Regions from separate parts of the Homo sapiens genome. Here region 2 is linked to region 1. A link is an interaction called in ENCODE POLR2A ChIA-PET data of the cell type or tissue named here. Cell type or tissue: PC-9. All regions are shown on one strand.

Region 1 (2,500 bases):
ACGTTGCCCCAAGAAAATCACATCTCTACACATCAGACCCTTTCCAGTCCATTTTGCCCCATCCACAAAATGAAAATGCCACTTTATTTACTAAATCTAAAAATTCTGTTGGGAGGCAAAGGAGAGTTGAAGAATTTGCAATGAATTTAACCTGCCAGGAGAGGGAGTTTAACACCAAGCTTCCAGAAACAGGCTGCGTGGTAGCTACAACGTCCAGAAACCCAGGTTTCAACGCGGCCCTGCTTCAAGACCCAAAGGAAATTCAGCACCAGGCGGGTGAAGTGACTTACCTGTGCACAGCTGCACTCGCAGACTTCGGAGCCCCCACCTAATTCTAAAATGCTGTATGTCCATGAACTTAATAACAGAAGGTCAGGGGAGAGACGTTCTGAGAGCAACGGAAATCTATCTTAAGATAAAGATGTTTCTGAGGCTGATTTTTCAAGTCAAACTTGAGAGAGAAATTCAAAGGCTATGTTCTCATATCATATTCCTGGGTTTGGGAGGTTCATTCACAGCTTAATCCTGTCCCCTGAAGTCACGGTTACGTAAGTATGCTGTGTCACTTGCTGTCCCCACCCCCAACACAGGAGATGCAGTGTAACCTGAGCTCCTCGGCTTGAGCCACTGAAAACACTTACACAACGCTGGGACCTTTCCAAATTGACTTGTTTCCCCTTAAGAAAGGGCAAGCTATTTGATTTTCTTCCTTCCACTTCATTCACATTCATATTTCTGTATATACAGAAGAGACTGAAAAAGATAAATAAGATTGAAGGGCATTTGCAAATTTTCTTCAATTCTTGAGTAAAACAAAAAAGTCAACTATCCAATGTCACGGAAAAGTAACCAAAAAAAAAAAAATTATGGGCCTGCTTAGCCCCAATTTAAAAACATCACATCTCCTGGCTGAACTGAGCTTAAGGTCCTTGGACGGGCTTCATTTCCCACGTACTGGCTGTTTCTAGAGCCAGGCCCCATACGCTACTGCCACGCGCAGCATACTGCCACACAGAAGGGCTTTGGGGGCACATGGGAAATGGCTCTCCAAGAACACAGGAGACACATCAGCAGTCTCTTCTGACTACTCTTCTTGCCCTCTCTTCCTTCTCTGGACTACTCCAGCTACTGGGCAGCTTCGATTACGGAATGATGACTCACACGCATTCCTGTCTTGTTTGCATATCATGCTATGACTAAGCTCCATGAGATTTGATTTGTCTTCGCATCCAACGAATCTAAAAAAGTTTGATACACAGTAAGAGTTCAAAAAAGTTCTCAAGTGAGTCAACAGCAAAACAAGAATCCATAAAATTATGCAAAATGATGCGATTTTCAAACTAAAGCATCAAGTAACTGTATCTTACACTCTAAACACTTGATAAACACAGAAGCATTACAGGGTTTCCCAACTCCGGATCCTTTTTTTTTTTTTTTTGAGACAGTGTTTCACTCTTGTCGCCCAGGCTGGAGTGCAGTGGCGCGATCTCGGCTCACTGCAACCTCCGCCTCTCGGGTTTAAGCAATTCTCATGCCTTAGCCTCCCAAGTAGCTGGGATTACAGGCACGTGCCACCATGCCTGGCTAATTTTGTATTTTTAGTAGAGACAAGGTTTTGCCATGTTGGTCAGGCTGGTCTCGAACTCCCGACCTCAGGTGATCCGCCCGTCTTGGCCTCCCAAAGTGCTGGGATTACAGACATGAGCCACCACGACTGGCCTGGATCCTTTTCTAAAAAGTGGGCCAATGAAGGGTGGGTATGGTGGTTCACACCTGTAATCCCAACACTTTGGGAGGCTGAGGTGGCAGGATGCTTTGAGCCCAGGAGTTCAATACCAGCCTGGGAAACTTGGTGAGACCTCATCTCTAATTATTAATGAACAAATTAATAAAAAGTAGGTCAATGGGCCGGGCACGGTAATCCTAGCACTTTGGGAGGCCAAGGCGGGCAGATCACTTGAGGTCAGGAATTCAAGACCAGCCTGACCAAAACGGCGAAGCCCCATCTCTACTAAAAATACAAAATCAGCCAGGCGGCGTGGTGGCACATGCCTGTAATCCCAGCTACTCAGGAGGCTGAGGCAGGAGAACTGCTTAAACCTGGGAGGCAGAGGTTGCGGTGAGCAGAGATGGCGCCATTGTACTCCAAGAAAGTAGGTCAATGAAGCTATGGGCAAACTGTTCAATTACTACCTACAATGAGTGCTATTTAACAGGTATGATCTCGGCTGGGCATGCTGGCTCATGCCTGTAATCCCAGCACTTTGGGAGGCCAAGGCGGGAGGATGACCTGAGGTCAGGAGTTCAAGACCAGCCTGACAGACATGGTGAAGCCAGTCTCCACTAACAATACAAAATTATCCAGGTGTGGTAGCACATGCCTGTAATCCCAGCTACTCGGGAGGCTGAGGCAGGAGAATCACTTGAACCTGGGAGGTGGGGGTTGCAGTGAGCCGAGATTTTGCCATTGCACTCCAGCCTGGGCAACAAGAGCAAAACT
Region 2 (2,500 bases), 330 kb after region 1:
TCCCAGGCTCAAGTGATCCTCCCACCTCAGCCTCACAAGTTGCTGGGACCACAGGCACGTGCCACCATGCCTGGCTAATTTTTGTATATTTTGTAGAGACAAGGTCTCACCATACTGGTCAGGCTGGTCCTGAACTCCTGGGTTCAAGCGATCTGCCTGCCTCAGCCTCTCAAAGTGCTGGGATTACAGGCGTGAGCCACCGCACCCACCCCAAAAGCCTACTGGTTTTTCACGTACAATCTGATCTTATTCTACCCCAGGGCTTCAAGAAGATGCTGTCTCTCTCTTCTTGGACTTCCTGCTCAAGATCATGCTGTGGTGCCCTATTCCTTTGTGCACCAAATTTAGATCTATCTAGGCTCATGCCTGTAATCCCAGTACTTTGGGAGGCAGATCACTTGCGATCAGGAGTTCGAGACCAGCCTGCCCAACATGGTGAAACCCCAACTCTACTAAAACTACAAAAATTAGCCGGTCGTGGCCGGGAGTGGTGGCTCACTCCTATAATCCCAGCACTTTGGGAGGCGGAGGTGGGTGGATCACCTGAGGTCAGGAGTTCGAGACCAGCCTGGCCAACATGGTGAAAACCCTGTCTCTACTAAAAATACCAAAACTAGCCGGGTGTGGTGGCAGGTGCCTGTAATCCCAGCTACTTGGGGGGCTGAGGCAGGAGAATCGCTTGAACCTGGGAGGCGGAGGTTGCAGTGGGCCGAGATAGCGCCATTGCACTCCAGCCTAGGGGACAAGAGTGAGACTTTGTCTCAAAAAAAAAAAAAATTAGCCAGTCATGGTGGTGCATGCCTGTAGTCCCAGCTATTCCAGAGGCCGAGTCACAAGAATCGCTTGAACCCAGGAGGTGGAGGTTGCAGTGAGCCAAGATTGCACCACTGCACTCCAGCCTGGGCCACAGAGTGAGAATCTGTCTCAGAAAAAAAAAAAAAAAAAAAACAAAACTGGCCAGGCAGTGGCTCACACCTGTAATCCCAGCACTATGGGAGGCCGAGGAGGGCAGATCACCTGGAATCAGGAGTTCAAGACCAGTCTGGCCAACATGGTAAAACTCCATCTCTATTAAAAATATAAAAATTAGCCAGTGTGGTGGCAAGCACCTGTAGTCCCAGCTACTCGCGAGAGTGAGGCAGGAGAATTGCTAGAAGCTTGGAGGCGGAGGTTGCAGTGAGCCGAGATCGCACCATTGCACTCCAGTCTGGAGGACAAGAGCAAGACTCCATCTAAAAAAATAAATAGGCTGGGCGCGGTGGCTCATGCCTGTAATCCCAGCACTTTGAGAGGTGAGGTGGGTGGATCACAAGGTCAGGAGTTCAAGACCAGCCTGACCAACACGGTGACACCCCATCTCTCCTAAAAATATGAAAATTAGCCAGGTGTGGTGGCGAGCACCTGTAATCCCAGCTACCTGGGAGGCTGAGGCAGGAGAATTGCTTGAACTGGGGAGGCAGAAGTTGCAGTGAGCTGAGATTGCAGCCACAGCACTCCAGCCTCGGTGACAGAATGAGACTCCGTCTCAAAAATAAATAAATAAATCTAAAAATTAATTCAAAATATATCCAAGATCTAGATGTAAAAGCTAAAACTATAAAACTCTTAGAAAACATAGGGGAAAAGCTTAATGACATTGACTAAGGCAATGATTTTTGGATATGATGCCAAAAACACAAGGAACAAAAGAAAAAATAGATAAATTGGACTCCACCAAAAGTAAAACCTTTGTGCCTCAAAGGACACTCACTATCAACAGACAAGGTGAGGTCAGGTGCAGTGGCTCACGCCTGTCATCCCAGCACTTTGGGAGGCCGAGGGAGGCAGATCACTTGAGGTCAGGAGTTTGAGGCTAGCCTGGCTAACATGGTGAAACCTCATCTCTACTAAAAATACAAAAATTAGCTGGGTCTGGTGGCACACATCTGTAGTCTCAGCTTCTTGGGAGGCTGAGGCAGGAGAATCCCTTGAACTTGGGAGGTAGAAGTTGCAGTAAGCTGAGATTGCACCACAGCACTCCAGCCTGGGTGACTGAGACTCCACATTAAAAATAAAAACAAAACAAACAAACAAAAAAATAGACAAGGTGATATGGTTTGGCTGTGTCCCCACCCAAATCTCATCTTGAATTGTAGCCCCCATAACTCCCACATGATGTGGGAGGGACCCAGTGGGAGGTAATTGAACCAGGGGGCAGGACTTTTCTGTGCTATTCTTGTGATAGTGAATAAGTCTCACAAGATCTGATGGTTTTGTAAAGGGGAGTTTCCCTGCACAAGCTCCTTTTTCTTGTCTGCTGCCATGTGAGATGTGCCTTTCAGCTTCCACCATGATTGTGAGGCCTCCCCAGCCACGTGGAACTGTGAGCCCATTAAACCTCTTTCTTTTGTAAATTGCTCAGTCTTGGATATGTCTTTATCAGCAGTGTGAAAGTGGACTAATATACAAGGCAATCCATGGGATGGGAGAAAGTATTTGCAAACCACATATATGTGATAAG

Evidence for each region. Peaks named below come from ENCODE experiments on the same cell type or tissue, not always from the same donor. Only the 100,000 strongest peaks of a DNase experiment are listed, where the experiment ranks them.
Region 2: POLR2A ChIA-PET joins it to region 1 with 10 read pairs; 3 of 35 experiments call an interaction of 5 or more read pairs at or near these places.

What each region holds. Positions count from the first base shown.
Region 1 is chr12:122,399,491-122,401,990 of GRCh38, forward strand. All of the region lies in intron 1 of CLIP1 (CAP-Gly domain containing linker protein 1), which reads right to left. CLIP1-AS1 (CLIP1 antisense RNA 1) reads left to right here. Exons shown (of 3, transcript NR_045382.1): 3 at 1-454. Among named protein-coding and RNA genes, the nearest start is that of CLIP1-AS1, 5.2 kb to the left of the region's middle. RefSeq lists enhancers at 469-528, 997-1,046, 1,067-1,126, 1,084-1,769, 1,147-1,196 and 1 more. In PC-9, CTCF peaks have their summits at 125 and 328; DNase peaks (open chromatin) are centred at 191, 591 and 1,191; H3K4me3 peaks cover 1,800 bases; H3K27ac peaks cover 2,500 bases.
Region 2 is chr12:122,734,017-122,736,516 of GRCh38, forward strand. No RefSeq gene overlaps it. Among named protein-coding and RNA genes, the nearest start is that of HCAR1, 4.4 kb to the left of the region's middle. RefSeq lists an enhancer at 102-601. In PC-9, no CTCF peak of the experiment used is centred here; no DNase peak of the experiment used is centred here.